2 separate regions of the Homo sapiens genome follow, and region 1 is linked to region 2. Evidence: chromatin loops called from intact Hi-C (ENCODE). Cell type or tissue: heart left ventricle. All regions are shown on one strand. Each heading gives the region's core, and the rest is flanking DNA. Links, peaks and the distances in the headings are about the cores only. Region 1 overlaps FRMD4A (FERM domain containing 4A). Region 2 overlaps FRMD4A (FERM domain containing 4A).

What was found. Peaks named below come from ENCODE experiments on the same cell type or tissue, not always from the same donor. Only the 100,000 strongest peaks of a DNase experiment are listed, where the experiment ranks them.
Region 1: it touches region 2 in a loop (2.8-fold over the local background); 2 of 110 quality-filtered maps call a loop at or near these places.

The regions. Positions count from the first base shown.
Region 1 is chr10:14,015,494-14,028,220 of GRCh38, reverse strand. The region is part of intron 2 of FRMD4A (FERM domain containing 4A); the gene reads left to right. Among named protein-coding and RNA genes, the nearest start is that of FRMD4A-AS2, 30 kb to the right of the region's middle. RefSeq lists an enhancer at 7,882-7,931. In heart left ventricle, for the core only: no CTCF peak of the experiment used is centred there; no DNase peak of the experiment used is centred there; H3K4me3 peaks cover 843 bases; H3K27me3 peaks cover 538 bases.
Region 2 is chr10:13,951,057-13,963,783 of GRCh38, reverse strand. The region is part of intron 2 of FRMD4A (FERM domain containing 4A); the gene reads left to right. Among named protein-coding and RNA genes, the nearest start is that of FRMD4A-AS2, 34 kb to the left of the region's middle. In heart left ventricle, for the core only: a CTCF peak has its summit at 6,647 (motif pointing right); a DNase peak (open chromatin) is centred at 6,793; H3K4me3 peaks cover 859 bases; H3K27ac peaks cover 2,180 bases.

The DNA.
Region 1 (12,727 bases), core at 2,581-10,580, 65 kb before region 2:
TCCAAAGGGTGCATTAATGAATGAACAAATGAATGTTCACATTTGATATAAGTATTAATAAAATGTCCCCATAATTATCAAAAAAATATATAACAGGTAGTTAGAATATAGTTACTAAGAAAACATCCACAATCGATCGGCCCAAGCCAGCCTTCACCATGTTCTCATATACCGATAAGCACTGACACCCGTGAACTTGCTTGTATGAATGTATCTTCAAGTTTTTCTGTCTTAACACTGGTGTGGTTCTACTTCCTCCCTGGTACCCAGTTACTCCAAGTGGCTCATATCATTCACTAAAATCCGAATTCATGATTAATGTCTCTTCGGGGTGACATCCGCATACACTAATTTCCTGTGCATTCTTCAGGCTAACTCCCTTCTGGTCAATTTCTCTCCTTTGGAAACTATTAAAGTGACTTTTGTTGGAAGAACAGGATGTTCTGAATACATTCTTCTAGAGCCCCAGTGCTAGAGTAAGAACCACACACTCTGCCCAAATCATGTACAATTTCTTATCCCTGAAGTTTGCTATTTACATTCTAAGAGAAGCCAATGCACTGACTGTTTGATTTTTGTTTTGTTTTTGTTTTTGTTTTTGTTTGAGACAGAGTTTAGCTCTTGTTGTTCAGGCTGGAGTGCAATGGCGCCATCTCGGCTCACTGCAATCTCTGTCTCCCAGGTTCAAGCAATTCTCCTGTCTCAGCCTCCCGAGTAGCTGGGATTACAGGCACATGCCACCAAGCCCAGCTAATTTTTGTATTTTTAGTAGAGACAGGGTTTCATCATATTGGTCAGGCTGTCCACCCGCCTCGGCCTCCCAAAGTGCTGGGATTATAGGCGTGAGCCACCATGCCCGGCCGCATTGACTGTTTTTAAAGCCCCCCAAAAAATTGTCTTAGAAAATAGTCACATAAAGTCATGGTTGAGACTGGGAGACTCAACTCTCTCTTGGCAACTGCTTTAAATGGAAACAATAGCTCTTCTCCAAGGTCTGATCCCTTGTCCATCCCAGGAAGAGGGTTGATGAAACAAACAAGTAGTATATCTCTTATGAAATTCCAGCTATTAAAAACATTTTGTCCAAATTTAATTCATAAGGAAAGGGGCTAAGAGGACTTGGTTTTCGAAGGATAAATGCTTGAGGGGATGGAGACCCCCATTTTCCATGATGTGATTATGATGCATTGCATGCCTGGATCAAAATATCTCATGTAACCCATAAATATATACACCTACTATGTACCCACAAACAATAAAAATAAATTCTTTTAAAAAAAGAAAGAAAATTTGATGTTGAACACTCCTCTGAGATCGCTGGAAAACTAGAACAATGTTGCACATATGCAGATACATACCCTCCCCCTAGTCTCCTTATGATAGGGCCCCTCATGGGCATCAGGCTGTCTTGCTTGGTGAGAGAAGGCACTTGGCTTTTTGAGGACCTTCAGGGCAGCTATAGTTTTAACAAAAGATGGCAACTATGTGGCAAGAAGTCCTCTTGTGTTGAGACTTTCTTGCTGATGTGATGCAGCTGGTTATTGAATCAATTTCAGACATGGCAAAACCATGAGCCCCTAGGAAGGTCTGTAGCTCAGTTAGCCCATCAGGGAAATAGATTTTCTGTGCATTCTTGGCTATTGAAGACATTCATCTCAGCACTGCCCGCCCCTTCCTATGCCGTTCCTAACAAGAGACACCTGCTGTGGGACCCGCTCTAATTCTTCCATTAGAGGCCTGAAAACAAAATAGAAACCATAACTCGAAGAACATGCATGTACAATTTAGGACCCACTGTCAAGCTAAACTCATCTGACAAGACTCCAAATCTGCTTTTGAAATAATACAGTGCTTTTTGTCCATTTCTTTATCTTTGCCCTTAATTTTATGGTAGCTTTGTTTAAGTGTGAAATGTTGAATTAAGTCTGTGTCTATCTCCTCTGGGAAAAGAAAATTCACAGAGAGATACTAAAATGGAGAGTTTTAACCGTTCATACCCGAGAGAGCTCTGATATGCAGGGAGGGGAGTTTTACTGTAAAGCAGAAATGTTATATTTATATTTCCCTCTCGATCTCATGAGGCCCACCTTCTTTGACATCAATGTTGGCTGTTAAGTGGTCACACTCTGTTTGGAATCAGGAGACCAGAGTTTAACAGAAAGTGTTTAGGGAACTAAGAGGACAGAACTGGGCACTGGCTTGCTAGACGAAGGCTGATTTTGTTACTACAGTCACAGCAAGGATGGCCATTAGCGTCTTGACAGCCACGTGTCCCTGAGAGATTTTCTCAGGCCTGAAAAACTGTCCAAAGCAGTATCTTTCTTAGGATACGTGATTTCAGCCTTAAAAAGGGAAGAAAGTCCGACACAGGCTACCCCGTGGGTGAACCTTGAGGACATTACACTAAGTGAAATAAGCCAGTCACCAAAGGACAAACACTATATGATCTCACTTATACGAGGTCCCTAGAGTGGTCAAATTGATAGAGACACTAAGTAGAATGATGATGGCCAGGCAGCTGTGGGAGGGGAGAAATGGAGTTATTGTTTAATGGTCACAGTGTTTCCGTTTTGCAAAATGAGAAGAGTTCTGGAGATGGATGGTGGTGTAATAGTGACTATCCTTAAGGCCCCAAAATTTTTCTTAGACAATAATCATGTGATGTCATTGTTGAGACTAGCAGACTGCCTTAAATAAGAAACACTAGCTGTTATCCACAGTCTGATCCCTTGTCCATCCCAGGAAGAGCATTGATGAAATAAACAAGTCTATCTTGTTTATTCCAGTACAATGTGAACCAAGTACAAGGTGAATGTACTTAACACTACGGAACAGTACACTTAAAAATAGTTAAGATGGCAAAATTTATGTGAGGTATATTTTACCACAATTTCCAAACATTTTTAAGTTAAAAAAAAAAAGCAAACTTTGGAAGCAGAAAAGGAGAAACTGCATTTGCAAGATTTCGTGGATATTCTGTAACTGGCAGAAGCTTGAGGAATTGACACGAGATATTAAATTTTTTCCTTGATGTTTATCTACTCTTGCAGCAGAGGGGGTGCATAGGATGGAGAAGAAAGACAGTGTGAGGGATCTAATAATATTCTGAGGAAAAATTTAGTACCCTCACAACTTTCGTTTCCTTGTTTTTCACAAGACTATGTGCTTTTCAGTCATCGTGTACAAAACAAGGTCTGATACGTTCTCTACAAAGAACTATTGATGGTGTGTCTGTGTGAATTGCCCTAGCATTGGTCACAGCCAACTTCTGTGGGACCCACTGCCCCCGTTCGACAATACACTCCAGTGTGTTTAGCCATTTATGAAAGGTCAGAAATCAACTGAGAAATGGGCTAGAGTCAAAAACATGTGGCCCTATAAATATCAGAGTCAGACAGTCTATTCCATTTTCCCCACTCTTGCTTTCACCCCATCTCACTTCTCTCTTTCACTCACTGGTGAGGTTCTCTGCGCTTGGCCAGCACCTCGGACTGTGAAGTTACACAGGGAAGGCAGTGGCTGCAGTCTTCATCTGGTGGCCTCGCTTTATGCCCATTCTGATCCCATAGCACCATTATTAGAGTTTGGTGTTTGTTTTTTCAAAATATCCTTGTACAGTTTCTGGCTACACAGCTCGAGCAGTCCAGCCTGCGATGTTCTGCTTTCTTTTAAGGGTTTCTACTTCCCATTAGTGGCAACCCTGCCTTGTGATCAAATTTGACGCCGACGGTGTTTCCTGAGCTGGGGAGTTTGCAGATCTGATCTGTCAGCGGGGACTGAGAGCAAATCGGGACATTCATCATGACTTTGGCTGCCAAGCTGGAAGACTTTGAGCTGACACTGGAGCACCTGCTCATGGATGTGTTTGTAAGTAAAGGCTTTTCCTATTCCAGGCGCAAGAGAGTCTCCCCTGCCACTCCGAAAGTCCTTGGGACCCTGTCCCCATTACGGAATCTCATTCTGATCTGCAACTGTGCAGTTCCCAAGTCCACATGATTTATTCTTACTCATGTGCGGTCAGGGGAGAAAACCGTAAAGTTCCTCAGTGCCTGAGTGGCACAGAATAGTCCATGCAGATTAAATAGTAGAGATGTGGGTTTAGAATCAAGTCACTTGCAGAAATCTGAATGAATAGGGTGAAGAAATAGAAACCATTTGCCAGAAGAGATCAAAGCAGCTTCAGTAGCTATTCCCTGAATGAACCACATTTGTTTGTTTATGAAGTGACCATCCCAGAAAAAAAAGTGGGGAGGGTGCTCAAAATGCTAATTTTTTTTTTAGAGGATGCTGAATCTAGGATAGAAGCATGAACTTCACTGTCCCCAGAATTCCAGTGTGTGGGTCCCTGCTACTTGGAGAGGCATTCAGTTACCAAGAGTTCCTCAGGAAGTGATTTTGTGGCCTGAGGCTGTTTGAGAGATTCTCTGCTAAAGAAAAGAGCAGCTGACAAGGACACTTCTATTCCTGTGATGATTTTAGCGATGCAGGCTTTGAAAACTGCAGGGCACGCACTGCAACCTTCACATCATTTCTATCTTAAACCAACCACACTCTTTCTTCCAGTACTTTTCTCAGGGTTTTCTGTTGGCCACGGGTCTGTTCGTTCTGTGTTGTTCATAGGGGTTTAGGGAACTGCAAGACTGTGAAATACACAGGTGGTAAGGCAGCTGAAAGGTCTTCTCGATCCAAGAACAACACTGCGCTGCCCCCGGGAAGGCGGCTGTGAGCTGTTACCTTTCCAGGACCCGCCAGTCTGCGTCTCGCAGCTGGAGAAGGCTATGGAAGGTTGGCGCTTTCTTTATAGTACATCACTGAGTCCTTTTCAGGAACCTTTCAGGGAATGGTGTGTTTTGGCAGACGTGAGAGTCTGAGGCTTTTTTTTTTCTTTATTAATTTAAAATTTGTCTTCAAATTGAGGCAACATTGTGCTGGCAGAATTCCCAGAGGGAATCGCCCTTCCCAGGGCTGGGTGTGGGGCTCTGGGCGACTCGCATTCATTCTGACCTTCGTGTTGGAAGTTATGCCTGGAGGAGGAATGCGTCCAGAAGGGAGAGCGTCCTTCTGGGTTTCCAGGGATGGGAGATTCATGGCCAGGGTCATGACTTTATGAGAAGTATGAGTAGAAACTGAACTGCAGACAGGGAGGTTTCTTGGACCACTTCCTCTGCCTGGCTGCCACTGCCTGGGATGGTGGGGATGGTGGCTGATGGCTGTGGAGTCACTCTTGGGGGTGATCTGTGGCATGCCAAAGTGTTGGTGTGAGTTTGGTCGTATTGGAGGAAACGAATTAATCAGGGAACTGTTTTATTTCAATACCACAAAGTCATTAATACATTTCCCATTCTCTCCTTAACTTCCCCTACCCGCAGGCTCCTCTCCTAACACTTCTACCACCTTCGTCTCCTTTCCCAGCTCCAAGATGCACTCCACCTTGAAAGAGAATGGGGTCAGACACTCCATCCTTTTCTCTAAATACAACCCATCTTTTCATAGCCCCAGTGTGCATCTTTGACTTATCACTTGAACTCACCTTCTCATCCTCCCACAGCCAGCACTTCTCCAGTTCTTCCATCCATTATCATCTCTAGCCCAACCTCCCCACACTCAATTTTTACCCCTTATTTACATAGCATTTGCCTGCCCTCTGTAGCAACATTTGTGCCCCTGCTTCTCCCTTGAGAAGCATTTAAATCACATTTAACATTATGCAATGTTTATATTAAATCATGTGATTCCAACAAATTCAGGCAGCTAGACAAAGTTTGGGCCAGATCACACAAGGTTTTGGAGGTCAAGTTCTCTTTTAAGCCTATCTCTTATAATTTCCCATTGTGAGTTCCCCACTCCAAACTGGTCAACATTAGTCTCTGCAAGACAGCGAGCCTCTTCTCATTACTATGTCTTTGTGCTTGTAATTCTGCTTCCTCTTGACCTGTCTGAAGTTCATACATCCTTCAAGCCTCAATGAAATTCTCTCCCCTCTGCGAAGCTTAGACACGTGGATTTCTGTCGCACTTCCTCTCTGTACCACTCATTATTTGTTGACCTCACTTAGTTAATTCTCTCATTCTGTGTCTCTGTCTTGCCTCCTCCTCAAGGTGATCCTGAGATCCAAAAGGCAAGGACACCTTTGTAACCTCCATGGCACCTAGAATATTGTATACAAGGACCTCAATAGATACATATCAATCGCTTGAGTTTTAACTAGTATATTTTTACTGTTATTGTAAAATTTAACTTTTGCTGGGAGCAATAAAATGCAAAAAAAAACGCAGAAATCTCATGATTGCATGCATTTCTTACCAGGTTGTACTCTGGTGTCTGACACAGTCATTTCAGATGCCGTTCTGGTGATATACTGAAGAAATCACTGGATGCAAAAATAATAGGGACTCTTTTTTGTTTGTAATTTGTTATTGTAAGATATCGGTGAGGTGCACAAAAGTCCATAAAACATGTATGGATAGTCTAAAGGATTATTTACAACATGAACACCCTGTGTAACCACCACCCAGATTAAAAATGAAATATTGTGAGTGAGGACTCCAGGAGTCTCTGAGTATCCCCTCTAGATTAAAATTCTCTCCCTCCCCCAGAGGGAAACAGAACCCTCCCCCAGTTTTTATTTATTTATTTTTATTTTATTGTATTTATGTATTTATTTGAGTCAGGGTCTCCCTCTATCCCCCAGGCTGGAGTGTGGTGACATGATGTTGGCTCACTGCAGCCTCGACCTCCTGGGCTCAAACAATCCTCCCACCTCAGCCTCCCAAGTAGGTGGGACTACAGGTATAAGCCACCATGCCCAGCTGTTTTTTTTATTATTTTTTTTTTTTATTTTTGTGGAGATGAGGTCTTGTTATATTGCCCAGGCTTGTCTTGAATGTCTGGGTTCAAGCAAACATTTTGCTTCAGCCCCGAAAGTGCTAGGATTATTACAGGTGTGAGCCACCATGTCTGGACCCCCCAGCTTTTATATAAAGATTTTTTTTATTTTCTGTATAGCTTCCCCACCTATATACACATCCCCAAAGAAAATTGAGAGGGAGCTTTAAAGTCTCATGGGCTCAAGTCTCAATCCCAGCTTGGTACCACTTCCTAGATGTGAGATTGTTGGCAAGCATTTCGTCTTTGTGAGCTTCAGTTTCCTTATCAATACAGTGCAGCTAATGCTACCCGGCTTACAGGATCATGGTGAAGATTCAGAAGAGGTGACATAGAGCAAGTGTCCAGGGGTGTGTCTGATGCCAAGGAGGCACATGGTAGGTCAGTTCTCTTCATCCCTTGCCTTGCCCCTAGAAAAGGCATCTGTTTTAAGTCGCCTGCTGCAATCCATCATCCCCCTTTCCTCCACCTCTACAGCTCTCTCCCACTATTTCTCCCTAACCTTTCCCCCTTGAATGATTGGGAATTTGGGTTCTTTCTAAGCACAGCCTTCACTCCCTGCCTGAACCACAGCAACCTGTGGCTGTTTCTCCTGCTACCAAAATTGCAGGAGCCCTGTGCTCCTGCTGGCTTCCCTAGCATGGCCTCTAAACAAAACAAAAAAAAAAATTGGGGCTGCCTTTTTTCCAGTCACCTTCCAGAGGAGTCAGGGAGATTGCCTGATGCCCCATGGGGTTTGAGAGGCTAAAAACCTAAATAAGAACAAAAGAAGACTTGACATCTATAGGCCAGTGTGTCCTCTCCCAGTCTTGCTGGGGACTGTAGCCTTTCTCATATGAGTGGGATGGTCTAGAAAGAATATTTGCATCAGAAGCCCATTAGCCTTGGGTTTCCTCTATAGCTGATGGCATGCTCATTAGGCTGTCATCCCACTATCTCAAGAACAGCTGTTTCCATATTGACACTTCTTTTCTGGGATTACAAAGGGCCACTGGGGGGCTTTGGGGGAATGCAAGGCTTCTGCAAGATGAGATAAAAGGGACAGATCAGACTGGTGTTTCATAATTAGTTGTCATCACTCTGGGGCGTCTCTGGCTGCTGCTATGCTGCTGGGTTCGTGAGAGGAAGCAGCACACATGTTCGCGTGCACAAGCTCGCACCTGCAAATGTACATGCAGGATCCTGCACCAATGCCAAGAGCACAAGACGGGAGATCAGTCCAAGCACACGAATGGCTCTTCAGGACAAGCTCCAGAAGTGTTGGCAGTGCCCTCAGTGACGTCTTTGTCCTGTTTCGTTTTGTCTGTCTGCATCTCGTTTCAGAAGATTTAAAATGCTTCTCTCCGAGGCATACCTTGGAGGCTATGCATTCAGCAGCCATTCCAACAGCAGGTCCATAGATGAGGAGCCCCACAACGCACCCCAAAGGAAAAAAAGAAACAGAGGAAATCAAGCAGGTTTCCTGAAACATTTCTCATTGGATTAAATAACCCAGTATCAGACTCAAATCTGTCCTTTCAGAAAGAGGCCTGTGGTTCTAGGTCACCCTCCACAGCCCTACTTCTGCTACTGACATTGCATGGGCACGTTCTCAAAGGCATCAGCCCCATCACTGTCCATCTGATCTGGCTCAAATCCCCTGTTTATATTGATCCTTCTGTTTATAATTTAATTTTTATTTTTATCAAAATAATATGTGTACATGGCAATATTCATAACATTTGAAAGCTGAAGAGTACTAGAAGGCTTAGAAAGAAAAACCCAGGCTCCAGTCCTTTCCTGCCAACTTATGAGTCTCTTTCCCTATAAACACATGTGTCTCTTCCCCCTCTGTCTACTGAATATATTGGCATCACAGCTTAAATCAAAATTCAGTTTTATTATGAATATTAAAATATTATTTACATCTGAGAAATGTTATACATTATGATGGCATGTCTTGGATTTTACAACTTTATGTTTTTCCTGGAGTTGATAATTGCCTTATTTCAGTGTTTGCTTTATGTTCTATGTATTTATCAATCATTTTTATCTAAGATTTTCAATAGAGCTATGTAACTCCTCTCAATTTGGTAAATTCATCAGATACTTAACCCACTCCTTTCTTTTTTTTTCTTTTTTGAGACATTCTTTCTGAAGCTCTACTTCCTCCTGCATCAATTGGATTAGCTCTTCTCTTGGTCTCTTGCGTGACTGTCTTCTTGAGGATCCTCTTTTCTATTATTCTGGGAACTCCCTTGGTACCTCTCCTGTGATCAATCCTTTTCCTGGAATTCATATTCCCTTCTAACATTCTTCTGCTGGAGACATCTTCCAGTAAAGGTGCATGAGAAGTAAATGTGCGTGTTATTGAATGTCTGCCCTCACACTTAACTAATAACTTATCTAGTGATCGGTATTCTCTTGTTGAAATCCAGAGCTGCATTTACAGGCTTGACTCTTCTCCTAAGTTCCAGGTCAAAATGTTCAGGCATCAGAAGCTCTGCATGCCCCGAGCTACTCATTATCATCTCCCCAAATCTTCCCCTCTTCCTGTGCATTTATTTTGACTAATAGGACCATCCTTCCTGTAGTCTGTCAGAATAGAAATTGTAAAAGAACAATGTCCTAGTTCTGCACTTAATCATTTCTCATTTGGACAATTGCAATAATCTTGTACCTGCTCTCTTGGCCTCCAATATACCTTGGTTCTTCATTCTACCATTCATCTTTTATCAATCAAGTCCCCAAAACTCAGATTGGATGGTGTCACTTCCTCCCTAAAAGTAACTTAAAATGGCTCCCCCTTGCTCATGGAATGAGATCTAAAATATATTGTTCTATAGTATGCAAGTCAGAATCTTGCCTTAATGTCATTTTTTTTTTTTTTTTTTTTTTTTTGAGATGGAGTCTTGCATTGTCGCCCAGGCTGGAGTGCAGTGGCACGACCTCGGCTCACTGCAACCTCTGCCTCCCGGGTTCACACCATTCTCCTGCCTCAGCCTCCTGAGTAGCTGGGACTACAGACGCCTGCCACCATGCCCGGCTAATTTTTTTTTTTTTTTGTATTTTTAGTAGAGACGGGGTTTCACCATGTTAGCCAGGATGGTCTATGATCTTCTGACCTTCTGATCTGCCTGCCTCGGCCTTCCAAAGTGCTGGGATTACAGATGTGAGCCACTGCACCCAGCTGCCTTAATGTCATTTCTTACCACCCTTGTTCTCACAGACAGAACTGTGCTATCTCATGTAATTTTCATGTCAACAGTCTATTAACTGCATTCGTGCCATAGAGGTTTAAAATTCTTAGAATGGAGTACCCCCAGCAAGCAAGAGCAGTTAGAATCCCCTACTCATCCTCATCTACCTCTAAGGATTTGTCCACTGGAGGTGTTTTACCCATTCTGGTCACAGCTTGCACTTTGGTGTTTTGATTTACAGGATGTTGGGTATACTCTAGAACACATTCAACATAAACCATATTCCCATGACATGAGGCTTCAAAGAGACTGTCTTTCTAACAGATTCAAGATGCTTTCTTTTCTTCCTTCCTCACTTTGGGAAAATATACCACGTGACTCATCCCAGATGTCCATGAGCAAATGGACAGTTGACCCTGGGAGTGATATGTCCCTGGGCACAGGAGCGAAAGGAATCTGATGGCCCTAAAGAAAGCCATTGTCCTTTGCAGCACCAGAGGGATTACTTGAACCAAGATGAACTATTCCCCTGTTGAAGAAAATTGCTTGTTAAATTTCTCCTCCTGGAAAAGGAAGCATGGAAATTAGAAACAGATGTAAAAGTTGATCATTCGCCACCCAATCCTTATTAAGACACCTGAAATTTGAGAGCTAAGCCTAGTAAAAATTGAGTCAACAGCTATTGGCTCTGTTTGGAGGTATGCTATATATATTCAGCGAATCCTGGGCAGTCAATACCATAGATAAGGACGTTATTTATATTGCCATTCCAGGTGCAATTACACAGTTTACCCTGTGAAACTGCACTTCATAAACATGGCAAATCAATGCTAGTTATCAAAATCCATCCACGACTGACAGCACATGAAAACGGGCTTTGCAAAATGATCTTGAAAGCCAATCTACACAGCCAGCTTCACAGAGGTCAGCTTATTACCCGTTTAATCACATGGCCATCTTGCAGGAGCGTTATTCCTCAAACCCTGGGCATGACATCACTCCTAATAGCACACACAATAAGCCATTACTACCATGTAGAATAGCCTTTAGCCAGGCTATAGCCACTGATGACCTGATTTGGCCTCATGCTGGGAAGGGCAAGTGGAGTTCTTTTGGGGACAAATCATATCAAGACCAGATGTGAAGGACCTTCGTGTGGAGGCATAAAATCCATCTGCAGCTTGTGAGCAAGATCTCTGTCTGTGGATGACGAGCTGAACAGCCTGCAAGGATGCTGATGGGCCTTGTCCTTGATGTCCATAAGGCAAGGCCTTCTGACACAGATACCGACAAATCTTCCACATGGGTCATTCATATTTGACATTCTCTATGGCTAGATCCTTGCCAGAAAGATCGAGTGAGATCCTGGGACACCTGATTTTCACATGAGGTTTCCATGCAGCAGATGGTGCATTTTCCTCCCTGCCCTGCAAGAGGATAAGGTCTAGCTTCCTTTGTCATGTGTGATTTTCATTTGATGGGGATAGGGGGTCTTAACCTGGGTGAATTAATTCTGTACTCATAGTTACTCAAATGAAATCTACTAAACAGGGAGCTCTCAAAGGTTCAAGAAGAAGTCTGTTTACCACTCAAAATAGGTGGCTAAGCCGGATGGCCTTTAAGGAATTCAGGCAGATGAAACGTGGACCTTATAGCAGAACAGACAGGAAGAGGCAGATGGCTAGACGGTGAAGTGCAGGAGGCTGTTGTGGCAAATGAGACAACAGGAAAACCGTGTGCAGAATTGAGACTGGAAGAAAAGGGAAGGTGCACACGTCTTGTTTACAAAGAACTTTCACAAACATTGTTTCATCCTGTTGGGTAGGTGTTCAGCAGACTTGACATTCTCTATGACTGATGCTCGCTATGATGAAGATTGAGTGATTGATGCTTGCTATGATAAAGATTTAGTGAGATTCTGGGATGTCCAATTAGCACGTGAAGTTCCCATGCAGCACAGGCTGCGTTTTCCTCCCTGCCCTGGAAGAGGGCCAGGTCTACTTCCCCTTGTGATGACATTTTCACATGCAGACTCAGGGCTAAGGCCAGCAGTCTTTCACTTCACCACAGACGCCTCATCACAGAGAGGAGCTGAGTTTGAGGAACAAAAGAAAACTCTTCCAATAAGCAAAAGTTATCTTGCATCCCCAGTTCTTGGCTCAGCACTTGATCCGTTGTAGTGACACAGAAGAGGGAGGCGGTCAATGGACACTGGAGCCTCTCATTGTGACCCTGAGTGAGTTACTTCAGTCTCTGTACCTCAGTCCTTTTGTCTTCATCCAGGGAAAATAAGAGTACCTATTTGATAAAGTGTCATGAGAACTAACTAAATTATATATTTTAAAACTTTAGAATAGTGCCTGTAATAGAATATGCCGTATAAGAGAATTGCCTTATTTTATTAGACACTCAATAAAATAATGGTTGAATGAATGATGTAACATAAGCAATAAATGAAAATAATACAATTCATTTAGACAAGGATGAAGCCAGTATCATGGAGCTTGGTACAGAATACAAGAAGAGCATGGGCAGTGTCATGGCAGAAGCGAGGAGTTGACCACTTATCCTAGAACACCACACCCTCTCCCACAGCAAGGATAAGCAGGAGTCAAACTGCACAATTCAGTCTAAACATCCTTTATCTCATTTGCCTGTCTGCT
Region 2 (12,727 bases), core at 2,869-10,868:
ATAAGAAAACATGTGAGCTAATATATAAGAACACCTACCAACCTAGAATAGGGTTTGTAATTACGTAGAACGCTTTGTGTGTTTTCTTCTTTATAGAAAATATGCTTTTGAAACAGAACTTCTAGAATAATCATTTTGAAAATGCATCTCTATCAGCTGTCCACATGATTAGTTATAGTGACATCAATGATCCATTCTCCTAATAAAGGACAATTCCTCTAAAATGAGATTGGGTTTTCAATGATTCGTTTTTATCTTCACAAACAGCTCATACAACCAGTCTTGGACTGATGGATTCTACCATGACCCAACCAAACGTTTCCACATGTGGAAAGTTGGGCTTTGATTCTCAATTTGCTATTTTTGCTGTTCCCCTTTCATCATTTCGTTATGGCAATGTATGTTTTAAAGAGCGATGCCCTGCATATTATTTAGTGCCTACATATGGTGTGGGCTTGGCCTTTTCTCTGATTATCTACAACATATGTGGTTGAAAAAAAAAAAAAAAAAAAAAGAGGCTTGCACCAAGGAAGAACAATTAGTAAATTCATTAAATTTCTCTGTCAAGTCTGCACATTTGTTTGTTTTAGTTTTTTTCAGGCATTCATTAAGGCTGTAGGTGCCTGTCAGTAAAGGAAGATGTGTTTGCATTTCTACTGGTGTGCTTCCATTTCACTCACCCTGTCGTTTGCAACAGTACTTTCTTAAATTGACACGGAAACATATTTTTGCAATAGGATGGAAAGCAAAACTCTCACTTCTTACATTTTCAAATTGTTCTTCCTTGATGTGGACAGTATTTGCAAACAACCTAACAGCTCAATTTTTACTTTGTTCATGAAATATTCTTGAATCTGACATGACATAAGGGATATTTTCATTCTCCTTGAAAGCACTTTTCTTTGTTTCAGTGAGTAAATAATACTTTGTTTGGAGGTTTACAATTAGCTGCCAGTTTTTGCATCAGCCACCAGTAATTTGGGTTCTGTCTCTCCCGCCATATGCTAATCTACCACCAAAGCACTGTGGGAATCAACTGAGAATTTGAGCTTTTGATCAAGAGCCAACTACCTTTGAACACTGAGGGCTTCTAAAGGTCTACTTAGATGGAGCTCAGGAATAGTAATCCCACTGGAAGGAGAACAGCCAGGGTTTTACTTAATTTGTATTTGTTTGGGAGTCTCTTGTGGTGGAGCTGGTGGAGATGATCAGGAATCGAATTGCTCTGCTATTCCCTTGAAAAAATGCATATTTCACTAAATAGAGAGTCTATTTTCTTACCATTCTCAAAAGGTTCTAGTCTTCACAAACGCTTGCCTTTTCAAAATTTCATCATGTAAGAGACAAGTTTTGACACTAAAAAAACCATATATATGCATATCTTTTTGAAATGTTCAGAGTATATTTCCAAATGCATTTTATTATTTTTGATTCTCAATACCCCTGGGGGGCAAGTACTGTCATCTTCATTTTTATAAATAATGGTATCATAACGAGGCTCAGAGAAGTTAGTGGCTGGTCTCCTCTGGGGAGAGATCTCAACAGCCACACTTTAGACATTTGTTCTGGGGCAATGATCAGCTACAGAAGAAATGGTGTATTCGGAGTAGTCTCTTTCAATAAAGTCATTTGGAAGAAGATGGCTAGTAGCAGCTGTGGAAGCCAAGTGGCTAAATTCCTCCGCTTCTCCATTAATTAAATGAAGATTCATTCATTCATTCATTCATTCATTCATTCATTCATTCGTGTGTTTTTGTTCATTTATCTAACAAATAACTAATGAACACCCTCTATGTACCAGACATTGAGCAAAGTTCTGGAGGTAGAATGGTAAATTCATTCATTCATTCATTCATGTCTTTGTTCATTCATCTAACAAATAATTAATGAACACCCTCTATGTGCTAGACATTGAGCTAAGTCCTGGAGATGAAATGGTAAACAAAAAAAATATGATTCCATATTCTTATAAAGGTGGAAATCTAACATCATTTACTCAGCAGCATTAATATAATGATTAGACAAATTCAAGTCAAATTAAAATTGGAGGTCAATGCTTTGAGGACAAGGCACCTGGTAACCTAAGAGGGACCTTGCCTTTTCTGTGATGTTGAAGAAAGCTACTTGAGGAGGCACTATTTGGTCAGAGGTCTTAAAGATAAGTAGGAATTAACTAGGCTGAGGTGGTGGGAGGTGAATGGGCAGAAGTCACATTTGGTATCAAACCAAAGTTGCTATGGCAGATGGGAGGACAAGAGCTCTGAACCATCAGGTGGCCTTATTTAATAAGCATCGTGTGTTTAAAATCATTTACAATGATGTTGCCTATACAGCTTGGCCACTGGCCCTCTCTACTAAGCACTGTCATACCCACCACTGGCCCTTTTGAAAACCAGCTGGCCTATTTTGGAAGCCTCACCGCCCAGCCTCAGATGGAAATTTTCTTCATTCTCAAGGGTATGAGCTCATCACCACACCAGATGGGTTTCCAGTGAATGATTGTCCTGCAGTCTGATTATTTTCATGTCGTGTTAACTCCCTTTGAAAAATGGAAAGAGGATATGGGGTTGTCTTTCTCATCTTTGTAAGTTGGCGGAGAATTTCCTAGTTGTGGCCACATCCTCTACAGATTGAGAGAGAGCATACCGTTTGGAAGGAGAGATAAATTCTGGCTAAGGGTCCACTTACAGTCATGTTTTAACTGTGCTCAATCCATTTTTATTATAGGGGTCATCAATTAAGGTAACTTTAGCTTCTGCAGTGGATAACTTGGAAATTTCAGTGATTTAACACAAGAGAAATCTATTTCTAACTCATAAAAAGTTAAACATGCTCTGGTAGGTACACAGCCTTCCATAGGATCATTCGATGTCATCTTGTGACTCTGCCCTGCCCTCCTCTGGGTTCAGTGTCCCCTTCACTTAAAAAAAAGGAGGGCAGAGAATGGAAGAGCTCTGGTGAGAGATTTTTATGGGTCAGACCAAGAAGTGGGGCTCCTCTTCTTCTCATTGGCCAGAACTTGGTCACATGACCACACACCCAACTACCACACAGACTGGGAAGTGCAGGTAGGTGGGCTGCCGGTCAACCCATCCCAGACAGTCAGCTTAGCATGGCGTTAGGAGCATGTGCCCTGAAGTCCATGAATTATATATAAGTCCTTACTCCAAGAGGGTAAGTCTGAGGACAAATCGCTTCCCCTTCGGAGTCCAAATCCTCTCATCTATAAAATGGCAATAGCCTTATTTGCCACATAGTGTTATCCTCAGGAATGAATGAGACTATATATATAAAGTACTTAGACCAAACCTGAGAAATAGTACATGTCCAATCAATGTTCAGTCACAGTTATCAATTTACTCCCTGGCTACAAAATCAAAGCAAATCTCGAGATGCCTGAGCTTTCTGTGTCACCTGAGAAATGATGAATAGAGAACAATATTCCTTAACGTCTCAAAAAATTAAAGCGTCTGTTTCCAAAATAAGTGTACGATTGTTACTATTATCATAACTGTGGTGAGTTTCCTTTCAGTTTCCAGGGGAAATTCAATGAAGGCTTTTGACAAACAATTTTGTCAGGAAACAAGCTGCCGCCAAAGATTCCAGGCAGGCAATTGTTGGTGTCTTGGGTAGCAGGTACTTCCTGGGGCTCACAGCAGAGTGAAGTTCACAGAGATAGTGGTTCCTAGAAATCTAAACAGCCCTGTATTCTCTCTTCCCTCTGATCCCGGATCCAAAGGCGGGGGCTGCCCCTCCTACACCATGAGGCTTTGTTTATGCTTCCCAAGGCAAGCATTTTGTGATTTGCCTGTTCTGGGGCAGCCACGGTGCCTTTTCCACGGCATCTACTGGTCTGGGCCAAATAACCTGCGGTTCGTGTTCTCTCTTGGCCAAATAGAGAGCACGAGGATGCCCCCAAGCATTTTCAGAGCGAGGGGAAGTGCCTGTTGATACTCAGCCCTGGGGGGCAAATTGCAGCTGACCCCGTGTTGCAGGGCTCTGATCCAGGAATGGCAGTAGAAGGGCAGCAAGTGCCAGCTCTCACAGTGCTCCCGGGTAGAAACTGAGCACATGCATGAGCTTGGAGTGGCCTCATTTTCACGACTGTGTTATATCTGGTTTGCCTCCCAAGCTCATGAAGCGGGTAAACCCATGAAACAACGAGCTCAGCTGTCATGACACAACCTGGCCATTGTCTAAAACACCCTCCTCTAAAAGGTCTTTGAAGAATAATGAACCTGTCACCTGATGATTACAAATCTAAAAAAAAAAATCACTCACAGCTTTTTTTTTTTTTTTTTTTTTTTTTTTTATGAAACAGTCTTGCTCTGTCACCCGGAGGGGAGTGCAGTGGCACAATCTCAGCTCACTGCAACCTCTGCCTCCCGGGTTCAAACAATTCTTCTCTCTCAGCCTCCCAAGTAGCTGGGGCCAAAGGCACGCGCCACCACGCCTGGCTAATTTTTATATTTTTAGTAGAGATAGGGTTTCACCATATTGGTCAGGCTGGTCTCAAACTCCTGACCTCATGATCTGCCTGCCTTGGCCTCCCAAAGTGCTGAGATTACAAGGTGTGACCCTCCGCACCTAGCCCACTCACAGCTTTTGAATATGGATAGACATTCTCTGATGATCATTGTTGCAGGGAGAGGGGACTTTTACTGAGAAGGGATTCTCATACTTGCAAGTGCCCATTGCTGAGAATCCCAGCCAAGGCTGTCCAATAAAATTCCCATATTTAAGCCATTTCATAGAATAAAATACTCAGAGTGCTGGGGAAAATTGTTAACTTAGTCCAATGTAATCCCTTCTCTTCCATCAAGACTACATCTCAACCATCCAAAGAAACTAGATTGGTTATAATTGTCTAGACTGGTTATAATTGTAAAAAGCAGAATAGCCTGGGCACGGTGGCTCGTGCCTGTAATCCCAGCACTTTGGGAGGCCGAGGCAGGTGGATCACCTGAGGTCAGGAATTCGAGACCAGCCTGACCAACATGGAGAAACCCTATCTCTACTAAAAATATAAAATTAGCCAGGCGTGGGGGTGCATGCCTGTAATCCCAGCTCCTCGGGAGGCTGAGGCAGGAGAATCGCTTAAACCTGGGAGGCGGAGGTTGCCGTGAGCCGAGATCATGCCATTGCACTCCAGCCTGGGCAAGAAGAGCGGGGAAAAAAAAAAAGAAAGAAAGAAAGACACTGGTCGGGTGCGGTGGCTCACGCCTGTAATCCCAGCAGTTTGGGAGGCCGAGGCGGGCGGATCACAAGGTCAAGAGATCAAGACCATCCTGGCTAACACGGTGAAACCCCGTCTCTACTAAAAATACAAAAAATTAGCCAGGCATGGTGGCGGGCACCTGTGGTCCCAGCTACTCAGGAGGCTGAGGCAGGAGAATGGCGTGAACCCGGGAGGCGGAGCTTGCAGTGAGCCGAGATCGCGCCACTGCACTCCAGCCTGGGCGACGAGCGAGACTCCGTCTCCAAAAAAAAAAAAAAAAAAAACAATGGTCATGGCTGTTGTTCACGCGACTGTTTTACATTCCAATCACGCAATCTTTAATGAGTTAGAAGCCAGTTGGTGTGCTGATAACGAGAAAGAAACACAAAAGGATAGGAGACAGTCTTTGCTGCACCTTTCAGAATAGCTAGGTAAATCACTCGCCTAAGTAGGAAAGAGATAACTAGCAATGTACTGCAGTAGCGTATGGGGCCAGGTGAGAAATCCCGACAAGAAATACCACTGGATTTCAGAGGAAGAAGCAAGCTGTGCCGAGAGCAGGATCTAGGGAGGAAGTTGAAGAACAGGCAGGGTTTACATAGGCTCTTAGAGAGGGGAGGGTTTTCAAAAAAAGAAAAAAGGCAAGCAAAGGGAAAGGTGTGGGGAAAGAGCGGTGGGTTCCTAGTCGCCGTATGTAATCAACTTTGTAAGTGGCTTACAGTACAGAGAGAAAGAAAAGGAGTGAGTGAGCGAGTTTTAGGGGCCAGAAAGATACAAGGACACAATAAAGAATAAATGGAATGGAAAACTGAAAATGCAAAAAGGGCTAGCCATTTGTTCAACCCAATGAATTCACATTGCTCGCAGAAATAACACCAAAGATTCCCAGTTGCCAGCTAGATTCTAAATCTTGAGACACTGTGCTTTCTCTAGCGAAGGAGGATTTTTACTCTTCCTCCTTTTTCTCTGGACTCTGTTTATGATAAAGTGCTAATCAAAAAGGAGGGGTATGGCTGAGCGTGGTGGCTCACGTCTATAATCCCAGCACTTTGGGAGGCTGAGGCGGGTGGATCACCTAAGGTCAGAAGTTTGAGACCAGCCTGGTCAACATGGTGAAACCCTGTCTCTACTAAAAATACAAAAAATTAGCCGGGCATGGTGGTGCATGCCTGTAGTCCCAGCTAGACGGGAGGCTGAGGCAAGAGACTTGTTTGAACCCGGGAGGCAGAGATTGCAGTAAGCCCAGATTGCACCACTGCACTCCAGTCTGGGCAGCAAGAGCGAAACTCTGTCTCACAAAAAACAAAAAGGAAGGGTTAGATGCAGAAACATAAACACTGGCACACTGTAACCTCCCTAAGGTCTCTGCCTGTTTGTTGAAAGTTTCAGCTTCAAGGCCGGCTTTGCCTTTCCACACATAGCTCTGCGGAGTCGGAGCCATCCACTAGAAGGCGGGCTGATCTTGTTCTTCATAAACTGTTTGGGTTTCCCCGTGGTTCAGAGCCACTGACGCCTTTCACGACTTTCTAAGCCAATTATTTAGCAAGAATGTTCTGGACAAGCAGACACCCAGTTCTCAGGCCTTGAGAAAGTGCCCAGTGTGGGGGCTGGAGGGAGGATCAGAACAAATGTGGAACTTATTGTGAATCTCAGTTTTCAAAAATGCTCAACGTCTACACTTTCCCCCTTCCCAGGATTTTGCTAAGGGCCAACACCAGGGAGTAGCCCATTTGTTTTGTTTTGTCATCCAACCTCTTGCTGTTTTATGAAATCTTAATGCTGCTGGAAAATTCAAGTCGATTCATTTGAATCTTAGTACTCACTGCTTAATTGTCTAGTAAACTAACAGTTTTCTCTGCCGCTCAGAAAAATACACAGCCATACATCCACAATTATTTTCTTTTCCCTTTGCTAGAAATTTTAGATTAGCATCATGGCGTACACAAGATGAGCCTTGGTGACTTCAGTGTCAGACTGACACAGGTCCATACTCCAACTCCACCATTTACCCGTGCATGGACTTGGCAAGCAACTTTGTTGTCCTGAGCCTCAGTTTTGTCTTCTGTTAAACGGGGTCAAAATCAGTTTCTTCTAGAGATAAAGAACCTACATAAGGCTGGACATAGTGGCTCATGCCTGTAATCCCAGCACTTTGGGAGGCCAAGGCAGGCTGATCACTTGAGGTCAGGAGTTCAAGACCAGCCTGGCCCACATGGCGAAACCCCATCTCTACTAAAAGTACAAAATTAGCCGGGTGTGGTGGCTCATGCCTGCAGTCCCAGCTACCCAGGAGGCGGAGGCACGAGAATCACTTCAACCTGGGAGGCAGAGTTTGCAGTGAGCCAAGAGTGTGCCACTGCACTCCAGCCTGGGTGACAGAGTGAGACTCTGTCTAAAAAAACAAAAGAAAAAAAGAAAAAAAAGAATTCTACCTAAATCACTTAGCACACTGTATAGCACAAACAAGGTGCTCCGTAAATGGTAGTATTTCATTATTAGTATTTTACTCAGTATTGAAGTACTCCTGGGAATCTGCCTTTCTAGGAAGATCCCTTTGCAACAACTGTAGAGATGAATTTGAAAGGGTGTAAAATAAAAGCCACCTGGGTGTTTTTCACATGCATAACCGATTTCAAGCCAAGAATGGGAGAAACTGGAAAATACCGGAATATTCCTCATACATACTGCTTTATGTATTCTAATAATGTCTTTCCCTTTCTCTCAGCATTGACTACTCACAGCCCCACCTTCCTTTTCATTGTGCTTTTCTGGAAGGCTGGTTATCTCCACATATGGAACACAGTTTCTCTTTAGGGCCTTTAATACGCTAGAAATTCCAAAACAAAGTAGACCCCGGCAGGGCACTGGCTCCACGTTGGCAAATAAGCTTGCCATCAGGCGCCACTTCTGGTATTACAATGTGTTTTTCATTAAGGAGGGAACTGTAGCCCCAGACTTCAAGGGTTGGTTTCTAGCCATATGCAAAGGCCTGAGGACTAGTACTGCAGCTCATCTGCAGAAAAGAAATGCCCAGGGCCAGAGGGAATCTCCTCCACCCTGCTGTATTGGTAGTCCATGTAGCCACCAGATACTTCAGTGACTTGGATTAGGAGTACGATGGATCACCCATCATCAAATGGCATTTAAGAGCAGAATTAGGCCAAGCATAGTGGCTAACACCTGTAATCCCAACACTTTGGAAGGCTGAGGCAGGGAGAACACTTTAGGTCAGGAGTTCGAGACCAGCCTGGCCAACATGGCGAAACCCCGTCTCCACTAAAAATACAAAAATTAGCTGGACGTGGTGGTGAGCGCCTGTAGTCCCAGCTACTCTGGAGGCTGAGGTGCAAGAATCGCTTGAACCCGGAAGGCAGAGGCTACAGTGAGCTGAGATTGAGCCACTGCACTCCAGCCTGGGTGACAGAGTGATACTCCGTCTCAAAAAAAAAAAAAGCAGAATTATTAACATGGGGTTGGAAGAGTTGGAAGACTACCTTACCATAGACAATTGAATATGAGGTATGCTTTGTTAGTAGTCTGTGACATTTGAAAAACTGGCCCTAAGAAAGAAAATTGTGTCCATGGCTAAAAGAATTGAAGTGAATGGCTTTTATTAGAAGAAAATCCATATTGCTTTTAAAGATAATGTGCCGATAATTTCTAGCCCACTTACAATCTAATGCATCGCAAGTTAAAAGTGTAACATGAGAGAGGGGTTTGAGAGAAGACCCTGCACCAAACACCAGCACTCTGAAAGGGTTTGGTACGGGGTTTTGAACCCAAGCCAGTGGATCTGAGATGAACTGCAGGTGCTGCCTTGGCAGGGCTGTGATGATGACCCCAATAACTCACACAGGCTGCCAGCCACAGAGCATAGGGCACTGCTGCCATGCATGGATGGTGACACCAGGGTCTGCAGGGCCCTGATGGTGCTGGAAGGGGAATTTCTCCTCTCAATTCCCCTTCCCATGACTTGAGCCCCTGGAGCCACTGATTGGATTTGGCTGTGTCCCCACCCAAATCTCATCTTGAATTGTAGCTCCCACAATTCCCATGTGTCATGAGAGAGACCCGGTGGGAGGTTATTGAATCATGGGGGCGGATCTTTCCCGTGCTGTTCTCATGATAGTGGATAAGTTTCAGGAGATCTGATGGTTTTGTAAACGTGTGAGTTCCCCCGCACACGCTCTCTCTTGCCTGCTGCCATGTAAGACATGCCTTTTGCCTTCCACCATGATTGTGAGGCCTCCCCAGCCATGTGAAACCGTGAGTCCATTAAACCACTTTTTCTTTATAAATTACTCAGTCTCAGGTGTGTCTTTATCAGCAGTGTGAGAACAGACTAATATAGCCACCGAGTGCAATAGGAAACTGATTAGAAAGAGGGACTCTCCTTTTGTTTATTTCTTTACCAACACAACCCAACCTGCGGAGAAGCAGCAAAGGCTAAATGGAGCAGTGAACACTGTGCAGGCTTTGGTCTGTTTCTGCCCTGATGTCCTAGCACAGGGCTGGATCCTGGTTTTTGCTTGTGATTTGTTTTTGTAGAGAAGGGATAAGTACCGGCTGCTGCCCTATGGTGATTCTTTGTAAAGTGAGCTTCCAGTATGATGATGATGATGCTGAGTTCTTAAACTTTAAAAAAGGTAAAAATAATTGATACTGCAAGAGTTATGACAATATGCAGTTGTCTACCCTTATCCTTGAGGGGGTCCCTTCCAAGAGCCTCAGTGGGTGCCTGAAACCTCGAATAGTACCAAACCCTATATACACTATATATACATTACTTTGGATAAAGTTTCATTTATAAATTAGGCATAGTAAGAGATTAACCACTATAACTAATAAATTCAACAATTCTAACAATATGCCAGATTCGTTGCTCTTGTGCTTGAGGCTATTAAGTAAAATAAGAGTGACTTGAATATAAGTACTATGACCTCAAGACAGTCGATCTGGGAACCAAGATGGCTACTAGGTGACTAGTGGGTGAGTAATGTGGACAGCAGGAGCTAGACAAAGGGAGGGTCCATGTCCCAGGCGGGATGGAGTGGGAAGGTGTGAGATATCTTCACACTATTCAGAATGACATGCAATTTAAAACTTATGAATTCTTATTTCTGGAATTTCCCATTGACCATCTTTGGACTTCGGTTGACCCATGGTTAACTAAAGCCTTGGAAAGCAAAACTCTAGATAATGGGGGACTATGGTATGTAGTTATCACTTTCTTGGGGGCATCGTGCCATAGCTCCCTTTAGAATAAAAAGGGAAATGTAGATGTTATGGGAAAATGTTCACAAGCTAAGGGTAGATGAGAACAAAAACAGGACACAAAATTGTTCCTGCAAAGCAACCTGAGTTTCACAAGGGGAAGAGCATCTATATGGAAGAGCCTGGGAGGAAAACGGCATTATCATAAAAGCAGGGGCCTTTGAGTACTTCCCATATGGGCTACAGGTTCTGGAGATAATTTAGTCCTCACATCAGCTGGTGTAAGGTAATAGCTATGACCACCATCCTCATCCTACAGAAGAGAACTACTGAGCGTTAAAGTTTACATAATTTGGGCCGGGCAGGGTGGCTCACACCTGTAATCCCAGCATGTTAGGAGGCTGAGGCGGGTGGATCATCTGAGGTCAGGAGTTTATAGACCAGTCTGGACAACATGGCGAAACCCCTTCTCTACTAAAAATACGAAAAAAAATTAGCCGACATGGTGGTGGGCACCATGGTCCCAGCTACTCGGGAGGCTGAGGCAGGAGAATCACTTGAACCTGGAAGGCAGAGGCTGCAGTGAGCTGAGATCATGCTACTGCACTCCAGCCTGGTTGACAGAGTGAGACTCCATCTCAAAAAATAAAAAATTAAAATTAAAAAATAAAGTTTACATAATTTGCAACTACCTCTCAGTAAGAAGAGACAGAGCCAGATTTGAACCATCATGCTTCTAGAATTTCTGCTCTTTGACATATAGCAGTTATTTTGGGGTAGGAATTACAGGTACATTTTAAATTCCTTTCACTTTTTGGTGTCTTCTTTTTTTGTTGTTGTTTTCTTTTTTAGAGACAGGGTCTCGCTCTGTCACCTGGGCTGGAATGTAGTGGTGCCATCTTAGCTCACTGCAGCCTCCAACTCCTGGGCTCAAGTGATCCTCCATCCTCAGCCTCCCAAGCAACTGGGACTACAGGTGTGTGCCACCACACCTGGCTCCTTTTTAAAAATTTTTTTGTAGAGATAGGGTCTTGCTGTGTATCCCAAGCTAATCTTGAACTCCTGGCCTCAAACAGTTGTCCTGCCTCAGCCTCCCCAAGTGCTGAGATTACAGACATGAGCCACCACGCCCAGGCAGCCACTCCATTTAAAAAATAATAATAATAAAAATAAAAAGCATATATTACTTGAAAAATCAGAAAAAAGAGTATAAAAAGAAAAAAAAACATACATCATGGGGAAAGTCATACTTCCTTCATCTTGGAGATTTTAAATTAAACTGGATTTAATTGGCTCTGAAACAAGCCCCTTCCCAATGTAAGATGAATATCTTAAAGAACTTCTTAAGAACTCCAAAACTTGAAAAAGCAAAGAGAACAGATATTTGCCCCAACCACTTCTCTGTAAAATTTTAGATTGTTTATTATTATTATTATTATTATTATTATTATTATTATTATTTGAGACAGAGTCTCACTCTGTAGCCCAGGCTGCAGTGCAGTGATGCAGTCTCAGCTCACTGCAAACTCTGACTCCTGGGTTCAAGGGATTCTCCTGCCTCAGCCGCCCAAGTAGCTGGGATTCCAGGCGCCCGCCACCACGCCTGGCTAATTTTTGTATTTTTAGTAGAGACGGGGTTTCACCATGTTGGCCAGGCTCGTCTTGAACTACTGACCTCAGGTGATTCACCCACCTCAGCCTCCCAAAGGGCAGGGATTACAGGCATGAGCCACCACGCCCAGCCAAAATTTTAGATTGTGATACCTGATCACCTTAACATTTGTCCTGTCGATCAGCACAACTCCCCGAAATGTGGCTGGTTGGATCCCTTCATCTGTACTCTCCAGCCCTTCTACTCCACCTCTTTCAGCAGCTTTCTCTTTCAACTTTCCCCACTTCTTTCATCTTCAATATCTCCCTCTGTAGTTTTCCTTTGAGTCTGCATTCAAACTTAGATCTTCCCATCAATCTTAGAAAATACGTTCTCTCAAGCCTGCTACGATCCCAAGATGGCGCACTACCTCTCTCCTTCCTTCCCTACTAGCCATCAGGTGCAACTCACTCTTCCTGGCGCCCCGCATCCTCACCAACCACTCCATATGCCCTCATAACCTTGACCTCTGCTCCTGCTGTCCCTCCTTCCCCGAAGGATCACCAATGGCCATTCGGTTGTCACACCCACTGCCATTTCCCCATCTGCCTCAATGTTTCTGTAGCTCCTTCTGTGGAAGCACCCAGCACCCTTGGCTTCTCTCTCCCGGCCCTAGCCTGCCCTTCTTCCTCCTTCTCTGAGCC